Linked DNA regions of Homo sapiens: region 2 is linked to region 1. A link is a loop called in an ENCODE intact Hi-C map of the cell type or tissue named here. Cell type or tissue: endothelial cell of umbilical vein. All regions are shown on one strand. Each heading gives the region's core, and the rest is flanking DNA. Links, peaks and the distances in the headings are about the cores only.

Region 1 (11,723 bases), core at 1,339-9,338:
GTACACCAACAGGGAAATGCTATGTGTACTGTGAGATACCAAAGCAATTCTGAGCTCCGACTGCAAAGACATTCAGTTCTGGACCCAGGTTAATTAAGAAGTGGACCAAATGCCCAAGCAAATTTCAATATTTAAGGCAAAACCCAAATTCTCTGGAAGTTCATTTTCCCCCTCTGGTTGTCAGGAAGCTAAAGAGTCTAGCCATTCCTTCCCCATCTCCACTGGCTTTCTTCCATGCCCCCTATAAAGTTTATCATCTCATGCAACTGTCTACCTACAGGATCCAAGTGGTACCCACTCCTGCAAATGATAGAAAGAAATCCACCCCTTCCCTTGTCATGACAAAAACTCCTTATCTTATCTCACTAGCAAAAAAAGTTGAAACCAAACATTTAAAATGTATTAATTACGCTTTATACATCCCCAGAGACAGCTGTGCTGATGAGAGCCAACTCAGTGTTTGGAAAAGGGAAACAAAAACTTTCAACTCATTCATCCCTCCATCCCATTTTGGGGGGTTAATCCTTTCATATTCTAATCTCTGGAGCTGGAACTAGACTTAGCCAGGAAAAATGACCAAAAAAAATGGCAGCAAATTGCCAGGACTGGGTGACTGGGTGAGAGGACCATTCCTGCAGAAGTCCACATAAAGAACATTGTGTGGCCACTTTTTCTTTAGACTAGGATGCTCTAACACAAGTCAAAGAAAACAAATGGGTCAGGCATGGTGCCTCACGCCTGTAATCCCAGCACTTTGGGAGGCCAAGGTGGGAGGATCACTTGAGACCAGGAGTTCAAGACCAGTCTAAGCAACATAGCAAGAGCTCGTCTCTACACAAAAAAAGTAGAAAAAATTACCAGACGTGGTGGCACACACCTGTAGCCTTGCTACTCAGGAGGCTGAGGTGGGAGGACTGCTTGAGTCGGGGAGGTTGAGGATGCAATGAGTCCTGATCGCACCGCTGCAATCCAGCCTAGGCAACTGAGGGAGAACTTGTTTCAATCAATCAATCATAAGAAAACACAAATCCACAAGGAAGCTTTCACTCTGCAAGCCTGTGTTTAAGCACTTCCCTATCTTTGCAGTCACACTTGCCACATACGTACATAGGCTCCTTCCCCAGCTCCACACCTCAGTCGCCATAGGTTGTTTTTTAACTCCCTGGGTTCCACAAACGTGTGGTGAGTAGCGCTCTGACATAGGGCCATGACACATCATCCCAACCAAACATAACAATTTGTGAACTGATTAATCCATTGCTCCCTACGTCATTGAAAAAAGGCTTTTTGCCGGGGGTTTCAAGAAGTCCACCAGTTCAGTGATATTCTTCCTCTCTCATTTCATTTCAGGATGCCTCTGTTATAATAAAGATGGGGGTGGTATCTCCTGGGAATACAGTAGGTTGGGAGGCAGGCTACGTCAAAATGCTGAGAGGCATTTCTAAGCATCATCATCATCAACATTTACAAGGCCTTCATACATGCCAAAGTTGTTCTACAACACATTAGGGTAGTTTTTGGTTCAAGCAGTGAATACATTATTGGCAAAATGTGTATTACTTTTAACTCTACACAAAGTGAATGAGGTAGGTAGGAAAAGCCCTACCCCCATTATAGGAAGAAAACTGAGGCTAGTGAAGCACAGGGACTTCCCCAAAACTTGTGCTTGTCAGAAAAACCTAGAGCTGGGTCTTCTGGCCCTTCCCCTCAATGAAAGCACAGCTTCGAATTCTTTCTCTGCCACTGACATGAGATTTGTCTCCAACCTAGCATCTCAAGTCCGTAATGAATTTTTCATCTGAAACATATGCCAACTGGGCCCAACTACCAACTGGGCTCTAGAGACGGCCCAGGAAGTCGGGATGAACGGGTGGAGTGGGACACCAGGGCGTTCCACCGGGCTGAAGACCGTCTGAGAGCTCTACCTCAGAGAGGCTGCCCAAAAGAGCTGGGACCGCAGCGAACTTTCTGGCCTTGGGTAGGACCCGCCGCGCCACCCTCGCCAGCTCAGATCCCAGGGGCCTCTGTAGGACCGCGGCGCTGGACTGGGCACTCCAAGTCAAGGGCTCCAGCCCGCATTAGCCAAGCGCCACCCACTTTCTCGTCTGCATTTTCTGCCCACACATACGCCAACGGCTGGATGCGCCCGCCGGGCCAGTGTGCCCCTGAGTTTGTGATCCCCAAAAGCAAAACACTGAACTCCGCGACGATTTCCACGCACCGCCGTCAGCTTCCGGACTCCGGCACCAGCAGCACTGGCCTGCGAGTTCCTTTTGCGCCTGCGCGTGGCGCTTGCGCAGTGGGAGAGGAGGGCGGGGCCGCAGTGGGCGCGGCCATAGTGGGCGCAGAAGTGGGTGGGATGAGTACGCCGCGGCAACTGCTGCCCTGAAACCCCGCGGGCAGGGAGACCACTCTAAACCACTGATTCAAGAAGAGGACGCTGCAGGGCACCGCCCTTCACTCAGGACAGCTGCCAACGCTTCGGGTCTGCGGATCGTGTTAGTGGAGACGAACCGATTCGTGGCGCCTGCCTGGGCCGATTCGCGGGGCGGGGCGGGGCGGGGCTGAGAGGTGTGGATATGTTAGCCCGAGGCGGGGCCCATCTGTGACGTCACGAAGTTACGTAATGGAATGCCTCTGTGGACCTCATTCAAGCCTTGTGTTCCAGCCCGAGGCCTCTGTGACGTCACGGTGTCTGCGGGAGGAGACCATGACGTCACAGAGGCTTCGCGCTCTGAGAGGTGGGACGGGACTCTTTTGAGCCGGCTATGGGGACACCAAGATTCTAGGGGATTTAGGATATCAGGTCCTCAGGTTCTGGGAGCTGAGGTCACGTCAGGGAGTCCCAGAGCATCACATTGCGTCCCTCCCCACAATGTGAGCAGTGAATTCCGCGGCAAGGAAGTACGCGGGAAAACATTTTTTAGTGGGTCCCTAACCCCTAACTACACTCTGGAAATAGGGGGTAGAACCTGAAACACTCTCTCCCAGGAAGAAGCTCCTGCAAGCTGTTCTTTTCCCTGGAAGCACCTGATATCTTACCGGAGACAGCATCTGGCAGTTCCGGGCTGTGCCCAGGGTCTCTGGCACCTTCCGCCCTCCCTGCCCAAGAGGCTGTCCTAGGCCAGATAGCTTCCCCAGCCGTACACAAAAACTTCAGGCCTAGCAGCTTTGAGAAGGGCCCCAGCTGAACTCCACCTGGCCAGCACCATCGGCCTCTTTTTCTCCTGAAAAATAGCCCCAGCAACGCTGAGCGCCACACAGTCACTGGGACCAGCGAAGCTTATTGTGATGGGGGTCTGGAGAGGAGACAAGAGCTGGGACTTTCTAGAGATGCATTGGGGGAAAAATTGGGGCAGGCAAGGAAACCCACCCAACATTTCTGACCCTCTCAATTGCACTTTTTGTGCAACCCACACTGAGTATGAGCAGGAAACTGGGGCACTAGTTTCCAACCACATCAACCAACCACATCACCTGGGAATTGTAGCCTGGATAGGGTCGGATGGCCCACAGGCCCAGCCGGCCTTTCCACCTGTAGTTACTGTTTCTGCACAGTCTATGAATCACTAGAACAAGCTGCAGGGAGACGTGATCTCTGAGTCCACCGGGATAACAGCAAACATCAGTAGAGCAAATAGGGGCATTCTGAGAGGGCCAGGGAGTTGCTGCGCATCATCCTGTCCCACCCTCCATTCCCCATCCCCAATTTAAAATTCTGCACTGGAAATCTGTTATTTTGAGGATGCACACTTGATACTGACATTCAGTTGCAGACCTTGGACTGGGTGGGTTTTCACAGTGCTGGAGGTGGGGTGACCCAAAAAGGATTAACGTGGCTGGCAAACCTCCCCATTTCACCGCATTTGTAGCTTCCTGAGGCCCCGGGAACTGCAGAGGCTCGATCTTCAGGGAGGTGGAATGATGTGTTCTGGGAGGTGGAGGGATGTCAGGGGCTAGGGAAGAGCAGCCATAGACAACCCCAAGGATAGCATCCCAGAAAGAGCCAAGGGACTAGGAAGGGCACCCTGTGTGTGTGTGTGTTCACCCATGCACTCTGGTTGTTTTGGAGCAACCATGGCCCGCAGCCTCCTGGGGCTTCATAAAGAAACCAAGGAAGATTCTGCAGTTGACCCTAGTACAAGCTATGGTCAGGCACAAACCACACCACAACCTGCGTGCGCCGCTTGGGCGCAGACCGTCTACACCACCCGCAAACCTACTGGCTAGCCCCACTTCCACGCACTCAGAGGCCCCAGTTCTCAGGAATGGGGGCATAATCCTGGGCCGCGCGCGACCTTGTGAACTGCTTGGAAGAAGGATTGGGATAGTGCCCAACTAATGAAGATCCCTCAGACCAGACCAGACTCAGCAGCGCCCTGCCCCTCATCCACAGTGGGTCCTGGGGCCAGTCAAGATTTTGGGACCAAACACATAGATGCTTGGTGGTTTCGCGAGGTTGCGGGCAAGACCCCTTGAGGTGCCAAGTCCTGGGCCGCCCCTCCAGGGCTGGCCAGCAGGGGGCAGCGTGGCTCTGAGCGTGGAGGCCAGGGCTGGTCCGCGCCGGCAGGGCCAGCCTCCAGTGCCCAGTTGGGTTCCCGGGCCTCGAAGTTCTAGCCCGCACAGGACTCAGGAGCGTTCCCGGAGGAGGTGGGGATGGGGTGGTGAAAGCCCAGAGCGTTTTAACTTCTGCATCCCCTGCCGCTTTCTCAGCCAGCAGGGCCCGGCTTGAGGCTGGGATTTTTGGTGCCTGCAGCAGGGAAGCTTATAGTCCAGTTGTCATCCGCGGCCGCCGCGCTCCGGGCGCTGAAGCTGGAGAGGCCATCCTGCGCTTGGGAAAGGCCGCGGGCGCCACCGCCTGCGCGGTCCCGCGGTCAGGGCGCTGGAGCTGGGGGGAGCCCCGCCTTGCCCCAAGGAGAAGAGCCCCGGCGGCCTGGCTTCTAACTGTGGGAAAACTAGACACCCCAGGGAAGGTTCAGCTTATGGAAGGCGGACTCGAATTTTTCCTCCTAAGCGTCCCGGGCCTCCCAGGGCGCCCGCCCCCACCATTCCTGACAAGGCTTTAAAATTGTAGGGAATCTTCGCGGGTGCAGAGCCTCGATCCTAGGAGGGGACAAGTCCCAAGCAGAGAATTGTGTCTGAGGGACCCTAAGGGAGGGAGTGATGTTGGTTTGGGGTTCCGGGGAGGCAGCGGTCATTGTGTATTTGCACCCGAGTGTTGAGACCCGGGGAACGGGAAATATTACAGCTCTGAGGCTCTGTGAGGGCGGGTCCTTCCCACCCCAAAGCCAGAGGCCAGGAGGGAGGCCTTCGGTTAGGGTGGGGAAAGACATTCTCTTCTCTTCTTGCACCCTAAGCGATCTCAGCACCCAGAGACGCTGTCTCAGCACCCAGAGACTCTGGGATTTCTCACGGGCGGTTTTCTGCCTTCAGGCTTAGGTTCTTCGTAAACTCACAGCACTTTAGCGGTGAGGAGTGGGAAGGCTGAGACCCTATCCCTGAGGCGGAGGAGAAAAGTAGGAAAATCAATACATGGTGGGGCGGAGGCAGACCTAACCGGGAGAGAGGACGTTGCTCCACACATCTCAGCCCTGTCATCCTAATAAGACGGGGTGGTAGGAGGGGGACACGCTGGCGTCCAGCAGAGAAACCTGGTCCTCTCAAAGAGAGGACCCAACCGGTTTCCTGCGTTTAGGAGGGAAATTACCCATCCTGCAATGCCTGTAAAATAACCGTTTATTTAATAGTTAAAAAAAAAAAAAACTCCAGTGATAAATGTCCGTTACCGATGGTCAGCATAAAGTGCCAATCGCAATATAACGCCCGGCTCTTGGCTGGCTGCTCCCTCGCAGTGTCGCGGCAGCGGAGGCCGGGCCCCCTGCAGACCCCAGGCCCGAGGTCCCCGTCCCGCTCTCCTAGTCCCGGAGCCCACGGCCGCCAGCTGAGCTGCAAGAGCTGGGAGGGGGCTGCCCCGCGGTCCCTAGGGCAGGAGGCTGAAGCAGATACAGGGATTACACTTTTGCAGGCTCCGGGGGTGGGGGCAGGGGCGGGAGGAGGAGGTGGGAGCTGCCAGTGCTAAGGACTTCGTTGCCTCTCCTCTCTCCACTCACTCTCCGCAGTCAGAGTTACAAGCTTATATGGTCAAAGACAAAAATAAAAAAGAAAACGTATAAAATAACAATAGAAAAAGTAATACTTCTGGGAGAGGCGCCGCTGCGGCTCCGCGGAGCTTTCGTTCTTTTTTTAATGCAGTTTCCCTTCCGCCACGTGAGTACCGCCTTTTGGCCAAGAGTTTAGCCGCGTCCTAGGGGAGCAGCAGGGACGGTCGGGGTCGCGGCCCCGGGCGGGGCTCTGAAGTGCCGCGTGCGCCAGGGACCCAGGGGACAATGTTGGAGAGGTGGAAGGTCCCGAGCGAGCGCCTCTCCCGCTGCCCGCCAGAGTCAGGCTTCTGGTCCCTATGGAGGAGAGGGCCGCTGGGCCTAGGGTCCTTGTGACCCACAGGTTCTATTTAGCATTTGATCTTGGAGGTTTTGAGCTCCTTCACCTGTGAGTGTAGCGTCTTGTGGACAGCGAGAGTCCTGGACTGGCAGAATCCTTTCCCACACTCTTGACACTTGAAGGGCTTCTCTTTGGAGTGAATATATCTGAGGGCAGAAACAGAGAGTTCATCCTTGCAAAATGATGCAATGTTATAAACAGTTGCCCAAGATCCCCTCCCACTGCTGTGGGGCACTTGCCCTCAAAGGAAAAGTGTATAGTCAGGTACCAAGTGTGGATGGGACAAAATGTTAATTGGGGATGGAGTGGGGAGGTAAAGGAGATGCTTTAGCAAAGTCTGATCCTTAAACAGGTTCAGCCACCTGTTTAAGGTGCCTTCCTGGTGGGCAGGAGGGGCAAACTTGGCCTCCTTATAAGGTCAACACTGAAGATGAGTAAAGGGAGCTGGGGTCGGACAATTTGCTCGACCTGCGCTGTCGAAGATGGTAGCCGCTAGCATGTGTGCTTATTAAAATTAAAATTACTTAAAATTAAATAAAACTAAATTAGTTTCTCAGACATTTCAAATACTTAACTGTCACATGTGTCACATGTCACACCCCTGAGGATGGAGGAAGTGGGGCAGAGGAAGCTGTGTGCTTGTCTGGAGCTCACGGAGACCTCACTTAATCTTGGGTCCTCTTTATTCCCACATTTCCTGAACCCATGCTCCAAAACCTATCCCTGGATCTCCTAGGCTTTCCTTCTTGATTTTAAAGAATTCCCTGAAGCTCCAGAGGCTTGGAGCCAGTAGGGGGTCTCAAGAACCTCGTTAGGGAGAAAGATGGTGAGGCCAGAGGCAGAGAGCTCTCTCTTGCGCCACCCGCAGTGCCGCACCTGTGGTCTCGCAGGTGGTCTTGCCTCCGGAAGGCTTTGTGGCAGATGTCACAGGTGTAGGGCCGCTCGTCGGTGTGCGTCCGCTCATGGATAAGTAGGTTGTAGGACTTGGTGAAGTGGCGGCCACAGAACTTGCAGACGAATTCCTTCTTGGTCTTGGAAGGCAGACGTCCCCTTGTGGGCTTCTTTTCTGGAGACAGCTTGGTCACGTCGAGGAGGGCACCCAGCCCACCTGCAGGGGAGCCTGGGCCCTCCCCGCGACCGAGCTTGGCCGGATCTTCTTGCGTTGCTGCCAAGGCCAGGTTGGCAAAATCAAAGCGCGGCTTGGTCTTGAGCGCTGGAACGCTGCCTCCAGCGGTGATCTCGGGCTTGGGTTGAATGACATGAGGGAACCAGGGAAAGGCGGGCAGCTGGAAGCGCGCATCCACCAAGCTGGACACCGTGCCCGGCACTTTGGAGAAAGAAGAGCGCGGCAAGTGCATGGCCGGGTAGCCCAGCGTCCACTGATGCAGGTGCACAGCGTGCAACGCGCTGAAACCATACAGGTTGGGCAGATGGTCCGAAGGCACTGTGGGCAGGCCGTTCACTGCCTGAAGGAAGGAGTAGTTGGTGAGCTGCAGGGAAGGGTGGATAGGCACCGGCGCCGGCAAGGTTTTGCTGCCCATTTCGGTAGTTGCAGTGGCTTCTCAATCCGGATCTGCAAAGAAAAGAAGAAGGCAGGGGCGTGGAGAGGAATAAAGAAGTTCAGGGTGGGTCGCCTTCCTCCTGAATTCCAGCCGAGCCACACCCTCTCCTCACACCCAGCGCAGGAGCTAAGAGTCTAAGACCCCATTCCCAAAACCCACTGCCCTCACAAAGAGGGTGGGAATGTAAGACGCAGGGGAGCCCTCTTTTCAGAACCCTCCTTGGTCTAAGGGCTCCCTCCAAATGGCGTCTGGCAGAGCCACACAACTTGATAGAGGGAAGGGCCTACTGTATGCAAGACACTGAGAAAGGAACAAGCAAAGGGAAACTGCCTGTCCTGTAGAAATTGACATCCAGGTAAGCCCGGGTCAACACAGAATCACAATCTCCTGCAAAGATAACAGGAGCTGGGGAACATACTTACACATTTATTTGCAGATAAACACAGAATTGCACACGTGGATTCAGACATTCTGAGGCAGAATTGACAAGGTGCAAAGACTGGGACAACCAATGTTTTATAGTACAACACTGGCTTTAAAAAAATGCAGGAACCCCTGAATCTCACACACACACACACACACACACACACACACACACGGGATCACATTGCACCCATGAAGAGCCTCACAGACAACACACATACACAGGCGCACAAATGCATGCACCTCCTGGCTCCCATTCATTAAGGTCTTCTGGCTGACCTTCGATTTGGCTTCCAGAAGCCCTGTCATCTTTCTCCTCAAAACCCTCAACTTTGACCTTAAATCTGCTTCCCTGCCTTAGTGTAAGTGAAACCTGTTGGCTCCACTCTCTCTGCAGCTGCTTGTGGACTGACTCTCTGCCTTGCCTTAGCCCTCGGGGACCACTTTGCTTTCAAGGAGGTTGCTAATATCCACATTCATTTACTCTGTCAAACAACTGCAGTCACAAACAAGGGGGTGTTAGTGCCCTCACTCCCCCAAAGAAAAAGGGAGCTGAGTCTTTGGGTTGTCAGCATGTTCTTGTGTGTTGTGAGCCCTGGGCAGGTGGGTATGCCTATGGGCAAGAACACTGAGGCCAGGCCTCCATTCCTGTGGTCTATGTACCTCCAAGTGCAAGGTTGGAGAGCTTGAGCAAGGCCAGAGGAAAGCCACACTGAAGTGACCAGGGGTTGGCATCTCCAGACCTCCTTGGCCATGGTCTCCAGCCTCCGTGGAGACATCTGAGCTCTGCAAAATGCTTTTCATCTCTACCTCCCAGACACTCCTAATTTAGATGTGTCCAGTGGAGGAAAGAACAGGGTGAGCAAAGTCTAAACTGTCAGGGAGCCTTGGGAAGCCCAAGCACTGAACTCCTGGCTCTTAGCTTGGGGCTACTTAAGAAGTCATTGTCACAGCAGGGTCCGTGGGACTCCCTTCTCTCTTGCCTAGCTTCAATCCCCTGCTGTTGACTTCTTCCTTTACCCTTCATTACTCTCCTCTTCCTAGGTCCTTTCCTCTAACATGGAGCAATTCCCCTTCCCTGGGATGCACTGGCCTCTGCTCTGCTCCCTAGTTTGGCGTGCCCCCTCCCCAGGTTGAGCTGACCCTCAGCCCAGGGCAAGGCCCAGGCATAGACTCCTCTGCCTTTCGCTGCAGCGAGGCTTTCAAAGCCTGGCTCTGTCCAGGGATGTGCAGTGCCTTTTCCCAGGAGGTATGAGGGCAATGTTGACCCAGGAAAACCTTTTCTCCTGGAAGCTGGCACGGGGGCCACTGGCTGTGTGGTGGGACCTAAGGAAAGAGGCCTTCCTGGGAATGGGGTGTAAAAACACCACGAGCTGGCCGTGATTTGCCTGCGCAGTTTAAATTAGCACTCGGATAAAAACCGTTGCAATGAATTTAGCCTCAGGGCAAGAGGAGGCATATTATCTGCGTGATCTGGCCTCTGAAGCAGAGCGCTGGTGCCGCTGGCAGCGCCGTGGCTTCAGCAACGGTCATCTCTACTGCGCCAAGCTCGGGTCGTGCCCGGGACAAATTGAGACTATCCCAGAGCTCGGACACAAGGAGAAGTAAATTTCAAATTGGGCCAGAGAGGAAGCTGAGACCCATTTGGGTTGGGGAAGGGGAAGGAGGAGAAGCCTGTCTAACTTCAAAGGTCGGCCTGGACTTAGGAGGGATGAGCGCTCTTTGAATTGCTGTCACCTCTTCTTCCCTTCCAGGCGCTGGAAATCAGATCCTTATCTCCGGGTCCCGGACCCCGCTGGGCGCCGCGGAGGCCTCCCCCTGCTCCTCTGGGTGCTTGGCCTATCCAAGGCCAAGCCAGCGGCCGTGGCTGTGGGACTCTGGCCTGCACACTGTCCCGAACCCGCTCCGTGCCTGGGTGGGAGAAACCACCAACCTCGCTAGGCCTTTCCTCGCCTTCTTCCTTAGAGCCAAGACCGGAGCCGTCTTGGGCTCCGTAGGGGGTGCCGGGAAGGGGGAGTGCTTGCAGCTATAATGGTTCCTGGGAGCCAACCTTTCCGGGCTATCTGCCCGATCTTGTTTTCCCCAACACTACATTTATTTTCTTCCGCGGCCCAGCCCGTTCCTTGTTTTCTGAAGCATTCGGAAGCCAGTGCTCCCCAGGCTCCCGCCAACGACTTTCCCCAGGACGAAATTCATTCGAAACGTGGCTCTTTACACTAGTATCAAGAATGGGCCGAAAGCACGATCCGGTTTCAGGAGGTCGGTTAAGAGAAAAACACAGTCTCACCCTAGCCTCTCCAGCCAGAAAGGATGAGTGAGCCCCCGGCTCCTCCGGCTCCGGTTTCCCAGACCGCGGAACCCCAGGGCGAATACTTTCGATCTTTAAACACAGGATGGAAAACCCTTCCCCAGGCTAGGCACCCATTCCTCAAACAGCTTGGGCCTCAGGACCTGCGGGAAAGAATAAGGGGACCCGACCACGCACAGCAGACGCAATTCGCGCTCGGGATCCCGAGTCCCTGCGCAGTGCGGGCACTCGCGTCCCTCGCGCGGTGGAGCGCCAATCCCAGGTCTGCGGCCAGTCCTATGCTGGGCATTAATGAAGTGTGCAGAGTCTATTAAAGTGGTTTATTCGGGGCTAATTGAGCGTGAGCAAGTTAACTGCTTGCATTAATGAGAACGGGAGCGAACTCCACGAGTTTGCGCCTGGGGGAGCCCAGCAGCAACCCAAGAAAATCAGCCTTGACATCGAATCTCCAACGAGTGGTGACAGGCGTCCGGACCCCCGTGAAGAGGACTGACCGGCACCGGATACTTCTATAGCATTCTCCCAACAAACGAGATCTAACGAACCCATTGGCAAGGCGGTCATCCGGCTGCACTTAAATGTCCGCTGCGTCCTCGGTGATCCATTCCCCAATCTTAATAAAACAGCAATTACCTCGAGGAGCCTGGGATGGAACATCTACACGCCGCCGGTCGCTGCTAGTCCCCTCCAGCGCTTCTCTTCCCTAGGGGGTTGTGAACCTGGGACACCTAGCCTTGCACGTGGTTTTGTTCCGCAGAGCCAATGCGCAGCTCTTAGCCTGGGTGAAATTTACCAAATTGTGGCAACAAAGAAACCCTTGCGGCTACTTTACACATTGAGAACCCAACCCGCTACTGCCTGAGCTGCTGAAAAAGGACTAAACGTGGTTTTTCATTCTTCTCCGAGACATTTCCGAGGAGAAATTAGTTCAG
Region 2 (11,723 bases), core at 2,419-10,418, 750 kb after region 1:
GCCAGATCTCTGGCAGGCGGTGTGAGGACCTCGTGATGGGGGCCTCATGATGGCCCTGACACAGCGGGGCCAGGCTTTTGAGTAGAAGGGACAGCTGCAGGGAGTTAGAGGTGCTGGCCCACGCAGGCAGAGGGGAGGAGTGCCAGCGATTATGTTGGCCTTTTTACACACTGATTTTTTTTTTTTCCCTGAAGGTAAGGATGGGGCAGAGAAGGTTCTCAAGCAATATTCTGAAATGAGCATGAATCGATGAATCATTTTCCAGAGCTTGGGGGCTTTCCAGGGACAGTGAGCCCCAGGAATCTGACACATGGACTCTTACCAAGAGAAATGGAATTCCTGAGTGGGGACTGCACAGGAAGCAGTAACGCTTTTCAGCATAAACTGTAGTCATCCTGGCCAGGGCTGCAGGCAAGTGAGGGAGCAGCTGCGCCCGGGGTCTAGCAAAGCCCTGGTTCCTCCAGTGAGACCCAAAGCATCTCCTGAAGGAAGGTCTCTTAAACGACCCTCAGAATCGGATTTCGCTCTGCATCGAGTTTTCTGAAACTTGAAGATCAAATGCTGAGGTTACAAATGCTTTCCATTATTTTCTTCATGGTTTTCTAGATTTTAAAACATTGCTCTAGCCAGGGTGTTTTCCCAGCCCCCACGTCCATGGCACCCCCAGTCTCTTCTCTGCACATCTGGATTTCCTACGGGGTTTCACTGGTGTCCAGGGCCGTCACCCAAAGGTGCCTGGCCTGGAGTAAGCAGAGGCTGGAACACAGCCTGAGCCTGGAACACAGCCTGAGCCCTGCTTGTCAAGTTCTGCTTCTGACCAGCGGAGGGGGGCCCAGACTGGGTGCCTATTTCTAATTCCTGGAAAGGTATGTGCCCGCCGAGGCCCAGCTGGTGTCCCCCTCTAGATGAAGTCACCTGCTGGGGCCACCACGACCCACCTGGGGCCCGCTGCCAGATCCCACCAGCCTCTGCCGCCTTTGCCCGGTGCCACTGCCACTGCCCCAGGTCACCACCATGATGATGAACCAGGCTCCCCATGAGGTGCCATAGCGGCACTATGTTGTCTGGGGTCTTCCAAGCCACGTTGTTACAGGAAAATGCTACACTTCCCAGATGGTTTCAAAGTGCAAGCTGCAATAACTCACAGAGCTTTGGTGAAGTCACTCATTCTATTTTAACTCAACTATGGAACTAACTCTACTGTTGAAGGCATGAGGGCGCCGGGCGGGGGAATGAACCAGAGTGGTGGCCATTCTGTGGGCCTTCCAACATTCCTCATCTTCGAGATTTGTCAGTAAGGGATTCTTACTGATTCAGACTTGGGTCTGGGTCCTCTTTGTGAAGATACACTTTGTGTCCTCAAATTTGAATGTTTTCCCAGAAAGCTCTTGTGTCCCCAAGACAGATTTCTGGTGGCCTCCCCATCACTGAGCCAGGCAGGCCCACACATGCCTGCCCCAGGCTTAGGGTGGGGCGTGCTCCATCAGAAAGAACAGGTCGATCTTCTTTCCTTCTTCCCTTCCTTCCAGGTTACACAGCGACATGCAAAGTCCTCCCCAGTATGGACCACATTGAAGCAGGTGTGAGGCAGACACCAGGGCTTCCCAGCCACCAGGCTTCTTTGGCCACTTTTTCGTCTTGTCCTGGTAGAAGGTGGCCATGAATCCAAGCACCCCTTCCAGCCTCACGAGATGAATTAATTAGCCTAAACTGTTTGTGGTAATTCCTTTCCCCTTGTGAGCAATTTGGCACTTTTTGGCACCCAGTCTCTGGTGTGACCTCGCCATCCTCATTGGCACAGCCACCCTGGGAACAAAAGCCATCCTCACGTGTCGCTGAGATCCCAGCCATGTGCACACTCAGCCCAGGTAGGCTGCAAGGGCAGAAGCCTCTGAGACCCACTGACTCTTAGCCTTAATTCTTCCAAATCAACTTTAATTTGCCCCAAATCCCCACACACCAGGACTGTGCCCAGGCTGTGGGGGTCTTACACAGCGTGAAAACTTCAGGAACTTCCTGCTGTCATCAGTTACTGGTCTTCCTATTTACCGTTTGGACAACCACAGACTGAAGGAATCTGAAATGGACCCGTCGGGTCAGTGGCTCTGAGCCACTGTGGGAATGTCTGGCAAGGCTGGAAGCCCTGGGGTCTAAGGTCCAGGGGGCCAAGGTGCACCTGGGCTGGCCTTTTGTTCACAGGCTTCCCTGTGATCTCCCTCCAGCCTGGGAGAAAAAAAAAAATCTCTCTTCCATGCTCCTCTCAAAGGCACCCCCTGCAGGACATCCACACGGTCTCTCTGGGAGCTTGGGCTTTTATTAAAGACACAGCAAGCCTGCCTTGCCAAAATCCCTCAGACAAGGCCATGCCAAGGGCTGGCGACCTCCTGGTAATGTGAGAAGACACCAGAAGAACACGTACTCCTTTTTCAATTAACTGTCCCCCCATCTTTCCGAGGAAATCTGACTCCTGTACCAAGCTTGCCTTCTAAACAGGTTGAGAGCCTAGAAGCCAAGGGACAGGGCTGTGAGGGGAAAGACTGGGCCCAGCCAGTGAGTGGGGGGCAGCCTGGGAGGAGCATGTTGGCAGCATGAGCCCAGCAGGGAAAGAAGGCCTCTGGCCTCTGTCCTGAATGGCAGGAGGAAGTCACCGTCGGCCACCCTCACAGCCCAGGGTTGGGGCTTCTGGAGTGACTGATATCACCCCACGTATGAATCTGGCCCTGATGCCAAGGACTGTGATTCAACAAGGCAACTGGGGCCATACACAGGGGTGCTGGGCCCTGTAGGAGACAGTGGCAAGGCCCTGCTCTCAGGCTCCTGGGTCCCAGTGGGGAGGCAGCCTCATGCATGGATCCTTAGCCCGTGAGGAGCAGGATGGCTGCAATAAGGAGGAGGAAGCCTGAACAGCTGATTCCTCCTTGGGCGGTGGGTGGGGTTGGCTCTGTGGGATCTGAGAAGGCTTCTTGGGAGAGGTTGGGTTTAAGTTAGGACCTTGAGACAGGCAGGAGGAAGCCATTCTAGAGAAAGGTGGCAGTTTCTGGGAGGGGTTTATAATTGAAGCTGGGGCATCAGGGGTATGTCAGAAGAAGGAGGGGCAGTGGAAAATAAGCTTGTAAAAACAGCTTGAGGCCAAACCACAAAGAACACTGAATGCCTGGGGAGGGGGAGTTTAGTTTGAATTTTTATTGTTTATGCATGGTCATAGTTTAAGGATCCCTGCCCCCAGTCTCAGATTTTGCCTTTTCCTGCTTCCCAAGCTTTCAGCTGGTTCTTTTAGTATTTACCTTCATAGCTGTAAATATTATGCTTAGATTACTATTTGATTTTTCTACTTATAATGTCATTCGTTGAGTTTCTGCTACAGAAGATGAGATGTTTATGTATAGTGAGAGCAGTATACATAAACATACTTCCTATCCCTTCAAATAGAGTTACATTATAATTTTAGTTCATTAATAGTTTGCATTACATTATTATTACTACATCAACAATACTCACAGCTGAATCATATAGTAGACCATGGTAACCTTTTGCTTGCTTATTTTGTACTTTTCCTGAAATTAATCATTACCTTGTTGTTTGCTTCTTTGTTTTAGTTTGTTTAAGTTTCTAAGTACTTATTACTAATGAAACCCCAAAGTTTTTGTCAAGTATAGACATCTCCTTTCAGGCTGTTCAGAAAGCCTGTGGTGTCCTACCAACTTCACCCTCCTGGGAAGCTCTTCTGAACCCTAGAGTCCTGTGCATAACCATTTGGGAAAATCCCTTCATCTCTCTCCTGGGTTAAGGTCCCCTTGCCTTCTTCCTCATTTCACCCCTATGTTTTGATAGAGCACATCCCCCAGTAGCTTTCTGAGAAAAGGTGCATTTGGGGCCGTGATACTTGAATACCTGGAAAAGTCTTTTCTACCCTTGCAGTTGATTGATAGGTTGGCTGGGTATAGGTTTTAGGTTAGAAATCATTTTCCTTTAGAATTTTGAAAACACTGCTCCATTGCTTTAAAAAATGTTGCAACTGAGAAACATAAAGCCAGCTTGATTTCTGTCTCCTTTGTATGTGATGGGATTTTTTTTTTCTGTTCTTCTGGGAGCTTTTACATCTTCTCTTTGTCCCCAGTGTTGTGAAATTTCACAATAACCGACCTTGCTGTAGGTCTCTTCATCCATTGTGCTGGAATGGGCCCTTTTAATGTGGAAACTTGTCCCTCTTGTCTGGGACATTTTCTTGAAATATTTCCTTGACAATTTCTCTGACAGTAGGTATTTTTTTCCACCCTTTGAATATAGATGGAAATACCATTTTCCCCAGAATGTAACCAGATCTTGTCGTTCTAGAATGTAGCCAGGGAAGCAAAGGCATCCAGCTAAGTTTGCCTGTGGTAGGAGTCAGAGCGTAAGCTTACTTTGGAAAGGGAGTTCTGCGGTCCACTTTCTGCCTCCGCTGAAGGCCTTCATGTCGATGAAGTGCCTGGGAGGTCCTAAGTCTCATCTTATTAGAGAAACTGCTCCTGAACAGCCTAAGATGTCACCCCATGCATCAGTTCATAGTCTCTTACTCTGCTTGATTTTACTTGCCACATCATAGGTGCTCAATGCTCATTGTTTGTCAAATTGAATTATTTGGGACACAATTTTCCCGTCTGTAAAATGAAGGTGCTGGACTAGAATTCTAAAAGTCCCAGTAGCTCCAATGTCCAACAACTATGCTTATGTCACTGTGTTGGAAAATGACTTATAAAAGGGAATGAAATAGTCTCTGTAAATATGTTTCTCTGCCCACATTTAATGAATTGTCTACCACAATGAGGGGGAGTCCTATTTGTGGGAGCCTGTGTCCATCCTACTGAGTCAGTGGTTGATGGGGGTGGGGTCCTGGCTGCTGAAGAGCCAACTGGGACCGCAGAGGCCCCTCTGAGAGCCCTCAGGCTGCCAGACACAAAGCCTGTACCACCTTCAGGATCTGAGCAAACTCAGTGAGGCTGGACCAGTGAGGAAAACGCCCTCCGTCTAGAAGAACAAGTTACTCCTTCCCCTTCTAGAGGCCCTGGGAGTTGTCCTAGGCTGTTCTTACCCTGGCCCCTTCCCACTTTAATCTAACCGATGACCAAGCCTCCTCCATCTGCTCCTAGGGTTTCTCACCCACCCACCCTCTGCCCTCCATTCTCATAGCCTACCTCAGATGGCTTTCATCATCTTTTATCTGGCCCCTGTCAACTGCCTCCTAACTCCCATCCCTCCACTTAGTTTGTGCTCTAAAACATTCTCCTGGCTAGGCCTGGTGGCTCACACCTGTAATCCTAGCACTTTGGGAGGCCACGGTGGGAGGATCTCTTGAGTCCAGGAGTTTGAGACCAACCTGGGCAATGTAGTAAGATCCCATCTCTATGAAACACTAAAAAAAATAGCCTGGCATGGTGGCACATGCCTACAGTTCCAGTTACTCAGGAGGCTGAGGTGGGAGGATGGCTTCAGCCCAGGGAGTTGAGGCTGCACTGAGCCATGATTGTGCCACTGCACTCCAGCCTGGGCAAGAGAGAGAGACTTTGTCTCAATCGATCAATCAATCAAACATTCTCACCAGTCACCAGATACACCCTTCCAAGGCACAAAACAGACTGTGCCCTTTCCCTGTCAAAAACCTTCCACTGCCCGGCTGGGCGCGGTGGATCACGCCTGTAATCCCAGCACTTTGGGAGGCCGAGGCGGGTGGATCACGAGGTCAGGAGATCGAGACCATCCTGGCTAACACGGTGAAACACTGTCTCTACTAAAAATACAAAAAAATTAGCTGGGCTTGGTGGCAGGCGCCTGTAGTCCCAGCTACTCAGGAGGCTGAGGTAGGAGAATGGCGTGAACCCGGGAGGTGGAGCTTGCAGTGAGCCGAGATCGCGCCACTGCACTCCAGCCTGGGCGACAGAGCCAGACTCTGTCTCAAAAAAAAAAAAAAAACAACAAAAAACAAAAAACAAACAAACAAAAAAAACACCTTCCACTGCCCCCGCCAATAGGAGAGAGAAAAGAATTCCATAAACACCCGTACTTCATACTTCAGTATCATGGCAGACAGCGCCCACCGCACGGTTGTGCCACCTGAGTCCCATAACAGCTCTCTGACCCAGGCAGAAGTCCCCTTTGAAAGATGAGAAGCTGTGGCTCCAGGGGACACATGACTGGCCTAAGGGCACTCAGGAGGCCTCCTGGAAGCTGGGTCCCTTACCTCCAGCCAGGGACCCTCCCAGTGCCCATCCCCTCCCCTAATTACCTCTAAAGACCCAGTCTGGTTACTTGCTATGAACCAGTCTCAGGCATTGGGAACCACAGGGATGGGCCAGAGACACACACAAACCAAGAAAACATCTTTGTGGTATCACAAAGCAAAGTGTGAGATGTCAGCCGGAACCAGGAGTGGCCAGCCTGGACGGTTGCCACTATGGAGGTCCCCGGAGTAAATGTCCGCCTACCCTCACTAGGACCCGTGGGAGGCCAGTGTTCCAGCGGCCACTTCAGGAGACACAGGGTCAAAGGGCTGATGTGTCTTTCTGTGATTCCGTCCTGAGGGGCCAGAGGGGTGTGACCAGGGAGTGCCTGCCCCAGCACATAGGATGCCCCAGTGTGGAGTCCTTAAATGAGCAGGCAGCACGTGTTTACTGGAACCCATATTGAGCCAGAGAAACACAAGAGAGGTAAAAATTATATCATTGTAAACAAGAAACCAAAGTTGCTTTTCGTTAATGAGGTGAATAAAACTGACATTTGCATCAGTCATCTTGCATCCAGCACAAGAAACCTGCCCGTGGGTAAGGCCGCCCTCTTGCGTCGCTGCCTTGTAATGTCAACTCGTCTTAGCCGCATCTGCCCCTTCTCCCTGCGTGCAGGTCAGCACTTGGTACGTTCCTAGGGAAACACCAGGCTTCAGTTGGCTCCTTGGGGCAGGGGCAGCAGCCGCCCAAGCCGGGCTACAGCTACTCTATCCGAACCAGTTTGTTCCTTGACACTTTTTACATGTTTACGCTCTCAAAAATTATTGAGGATCCCAATATGTTTATGTGGCTAATATCTACTGAGTTATACCATACTGGCAACTAACACTGATAATTTTAATATTTATTTAAAAATTTCATTTTATAATATAACTTTTTCTTTTTCCTTTTCTTTTTATTATTTTTTTCTTTTTTTGAGACGGAGTCTCGCTCTGTCACTCAGGCTGGAGTGCAGTGGCACAATCTCGGCTCACTGCAACCCCTGCCTCCTGGGTTCAAACAATTCTTGTGCCTCAGCCTCCATCTCATGCCTCCTCAGCTGGCACTACAGGCGCCACCACACCTGGCTAATTTGTTTGTATTTTTAGTAGAGACGGGGTTTCATCATGTTGGCCAGACTGGTCTTGAACTCCTGACCTCAGGTGATCCACTCGCCTCAGCTTCCCAAAGTGCTGGGATTACAGATGTGAGCCACTGCGCCCAGCCAGTATAACATTTTAATAAAAATAACTAGTTTTTTTTTAATGTACAGAAAGTGGCATTATTTTATACTTTTGCAACCCTCCCTTTAAGACCTGGATTAGTAGAAGACAACTGATTTTCACATTTGCTTCTAAACGCAATCTCTCGCCGTATCATATCATGTAGCCTCTGGAATACTCCGCTGTACACCTGAGACAGAATGAAAGTGGAAAGGGCAAATAACGTGTTTGTATGGTTACATATTTTTATTTTTTCCAATCTGAATAGCAATCAGTTTATATTGTTATGAAAACAAGTTTGATCTTGGGACGCTCTGTCTTGAAAGTCGTGGGAATGCCCAAGCAGCCCCAGACCACTTTGAGCACTGCTGAATTAAGAATATGGTCATGTGACATCGGGCACGGTGGCTCACGCCTGTCATCCCAGTACTTTGGGAGGCCGAGGTGGGTGGATCACCTGAGGTCAGGAGTTCGAGATCAGCCTGGCCAACATGTTGAAACTCCATCTCTACTAAAAATACAAAAAAAAAAAAAAAAAAGCCGGGCATGGTGGTGGGCGCCTATAATCCCAGCTACTCTGGAGGCTGAGGCAGGAGAATCTCTTGAACCTGGGAGGCGGAGATTACAGTGAGCCGAGATTGTGCCACTGCACTCCAGTCTGGGCAACAAGAGCGAAACTCCATCTCAAAAAAAAAAAAAAAGAAAAGAAAAAAAGGATATGGTCATGTGAGCCTCAAGTCTGGGTGTAAATCTAGAACCAAAAAAAGGGAAAGTTTCAGTGTCTATCTTCAGCATCCAAGTCCCTTTTTTTTTTTTTTTTTTTTTTTTTTTTTTGCCTATCCAAAGAACCTAAATTGCCTGAGACGGGCAGGGTTCATGCTCCTGCAATGCTGTGTGCGCAGGAGAAGGGAGGAAACACCCCCCTCCTCACTCTGTCAGGTGAGGTCCTGACCTGCAGGCCTATCACAGGCAGGAGGGTGAGCTGTTCCAGGCAGGCATTCCAGCCATCTCTCGCTGGCCTAGCACGTTTCAGAAGATCACTCACCCATCTTCCTGCTCAGCCACTGCCTAGAGACTGCTCTCGGCAGCTCTAACATTGTCATTTCAGGTTACTCTCGACCTCCTGAGCAAACTGGGGACAGCCACTCTTTCCTCTAAAACAAGAAAGCTGAGAAAAATGTCTTCTTTGTCCTAAGAAACAAATCCGTCCCTGATCCAACTCTTGCCATCCAAAACCACTGCTGAGAGGGCTTGGCCTGGACCCCCTTGCTCTTTACCCTCCTGGGCTCCCTTGGCACTTGTGTGGCTCGTTGGGATTTGAGGAATCACTCATTTTGCGTAGTCGACAGTGGTCTTCAATGCCTCACCCCGCAGAGAAATCTCTAGTGATGGAGATCTAAGACCAATGGAAGAGCCACCAATGGGTACATTTTAGGGCAGGAGGCTTTGGGGCGTGTTCACAGCCATCCTCATTCCATGACAGTGTTGGTTGAGGTGTACGGGAAGGAGGTGATCGGTAGTGATACCCTGGCAAATGGGGTTTTGGGGTCCGACTGGTGTGGTCCTGAGACAGCCACTAACCAGCTGTGTGACCTTGGGAAGCTCTCTTTGTTCTTTCTCAACTTCAGTTTCTTCATCAGTAAAACTGGACTAATAGAACCTACCTTCCCAGTTGTGATGACATTGAGAGATATGAAAGGCCCTGAGGCACTGGCCAAGGACTCAAGAGACCTGAGGCCTTAACCCCAGCTATTTCATGTCCTGATTATGTGTGACTAGGACAAGTCCCTTTCATCAAGACACTGCCTTCAGTGTTTATCTGTACTCTGTCTAGTTACATATCATCTCTGTTCTCCTATCGCCCTTGCCCCAGCCATCATCATCTGTTGTCGTAATTACTACAGGAAATTGTAACTCATTTCCTGGCTTCTGCCCTAGCCCTCCAGCCCTGACTACTCTCCGTGTAGTGACCAAAATTAACTCTAAGTCAGATCATGGGATGTCTCTGCTTAAAACCCTCTAACGTATCTCAGCTCACTCAGAACAAAATTCAAGTTCTCATAGTGAGTGGCCTTATAGGCCCTACAAAATCTGTCCTGTCCCCTCTCTGACTTCACTTTCTACTCCCACCCCTACTCTGCATGCCCCATAATGCCAGCCACACTGGTTCCCTTCTGTTTCTTCAACATGCTAGGCATCCTCTGACCTCACGACCTTTGCACTTATTGTTCTACTGCCTGGAACCTCTCCCCAAAATGTTACATGACTTGCTTCCTCATTTCCTTCAGACCTTTGCTCAAAAGTCACCTTTCAGAGAGACTTTCCCTGGACACCTTTTCTAAAACAACATTCCATCCATCAGTTACTGGCATCTTACTTTGCTTGATTTTACTTGCCACGTCATAGGTGCTCAAGGCTTATTAACTTGGGTTGCATTGGGCTACCTGGGCTATAACTTCTCCATCTTTAAAATAAGAGAGTTGGACTGAAATTCGTAGAGCCCTGCTAGCTCTAAAGTTCCATAATGCTGCTTACGTCTCTGTGCTGGAAAGCGACTTATAAACGAAAACAAAATAGTGTCTGTAATTGTGTTTGTCTGCCTACATTGAATGAATTACTTAACACGATTAGGAAGGTTCCCGTTACTGTCTCCTGATTCAGCTGAACATCACAGGAGCCTGAAACCTCAATGCAGGTTCTTCGGATGAACAAAGAAACAGAACCCGAATGCCAAAGATAGCCTCTGTTTAAAAAACATTTAGATTCTAGATCTGTACCCGGACCTGTGGCTCACATGACCATATTCTGAATTCAACAGTTCTCAAAGTGGTCTGGTGCCCCTTAGGGTACCAAGAACTCCTTCAGGAGGTCCTAAAGTCAAGACAGAGGCTACACATTGGTTCACCTCTTCCTGGACTCTGACAGCAGCCCCCAACTCCTTTCCTTGATTCCTGTCCCTTTGCCTCCATTGGGACAGCCAGAAGGATCTTTATAAAATGCTGCCTGACCTCTCTGTGCTCCGCCTTAAAGCATGCCAAGTACTTCCCAAGGCTTTCTTGGCATTTCCATGGACACACACTCAGGGCATGGCAGAAAGAAAGGTGTTCCTTGTCAAACTAAATAACAGGAAGATTCTAAAAGAAAATGATGTTTATTTGGGAATAGACATTGCCATGGGCATATGAATATAGTTTACTGTGATACTCATATTCCCATTGCAATGCCCATTCCTCAGTAAACATGATTTTCTTTTGTGGATTCTTCCTATTTGTTATTTAGTTTGACATAATGGTGTCAGAAGTGGGATTACATAATTGTTTTGAGACAATTGTCCTTAGCTACAAGGATTAGTAACAAGGATGGTGAGCTGAGTGTGGTGGCTCACACCAATAATCCCAGCACTTTGGGAGGCCAAGGTGGGAGGATTGCTTGAGCCCCGGAGTTCAAGACCAGCCTGGGGAACATAATAAGACCTCATCTCTACAAACAAATTTTTAAAAATTAGTCTGGTATGATGGTCCCAGCCACTCAGGAGGCTAAGACAGGAGGACTGCTTGAGCCCAGGAGTTCAAGGCTGTAGTGAGCTATGATCACACCACTACACTCTGCCTGGGCAACAGAGCAAGACCTTGTCTAAAAAAACGAAAAAAGAAGAAGAAGGAGAAGGAGAAGGAGAAAGAAGGAGAAGGAGAAGGAGAAGGAGAAGGAGAAGGAGAAGGAGAAGGAGAAGAAGAAGAAGAAGAAGAAGAAGAAGAAGAAGACGACGACAACGGTGGTGAGGGGGATGGTACCAGTCTGAGGTTCGACAGGCAGTTGATGGGCAGATTTTCATACAGAAGTATTTTTTTGGTAAGGCTGTTTTGGCCTTTATGCAAGATTGTGAAGTTGGTGAGTCTTTTGTGATAGTTGTTGTTATAAGGTATTTGTGCATGACAACCCTCCCTTCATGGGCTTCCCTAGCTCTATTTGTCTGAGTTTTTAACATAAGTAACTCCATCCTGATTCTGACAACTTCCACGTTTCCCCCTTTTGATCAAGATCTTTCTCCAAAAGCACTGCTGATCAATATTCCTGTAGTTAGATTTTGATTGTCCCCCAGTGCTGGGACCTGTCCCAGTTTGGCTTGGTCTGGTCCCACCAAGACCAGTTGTGATTAGCAGCTAGGAGTCAGTGTCAAAACCCTTTCAGCCACATTGGAGCAATTAAGTTCTGGAGGGAGTGACCCTCAGGCTAAGTCTACCTAGAATCTATTGTTAATTTC

The links. Peaks named below come from ENCODE experiments on the same cell type or tissue, not always from the same donor. Only the 100,000 strongest peaks of a DNase experiment are listed, where the experiment ranks them.
Region 2: a loop joins it to region 1, with 13 times the contacts of the local background. A loop is called at or near these places in 3 of 110 quality-filtered maps.

The regions. Positions count from the first base shown.
Region 1 is chr2:19,345,767-19,357,489 of GRCh38, forward strand. It overlaps OSR1 (odd-skipped related transcription factor 1), which reads right to left. Exons shown (of 3, transcript NM_145260.3): 2 at 7,375-8,071; 3 at 5,719-6,644. The coding sequence starts at 8,039. The coding sequence ends at 6,509. It overlaps MIR4757 (microRNA 4757), which reads left to right and starts at 2,663; the gene lies at 2,663-2,739. RefSeq lists enhancers at 1,761-1,820, 1,971-2,240, 2,291-2,420, 4,744-4,813, 9,605-10,570 and 1 more. In endothelial cell of umbilical vein, for the core only: a CTCF peak has its summit at 4,510 (motif pointing right); DNase peaks (open chromatin) are centred at 2,305, 2,575 and 4,565; H3K4me3 peaks cover 1,178 bases; H3K27ac peaks cover 1,017 bases; H3K27me3 peaks cover 3,991 bases.
Region 2 is chr2:20,091,543-20,103,265 of GRCh38, forward strand. All of the region lies in intron 2 of LAPTM4A-DT (LAPTM4A divergent transcript), which reads left to right. Among named protein-coding and RNA genes, the nearest start is that of LAPTM4A-DT, 45 kb to the left of the region's middle. RefSeq lists enhancers at 1-217, 218-717. In endothelial cell of umbilical vein, for the core only: a CTCF peak has its summit at 6,818 (motif pointing left); a DNase peak (open chromatin) is centred at 6,799.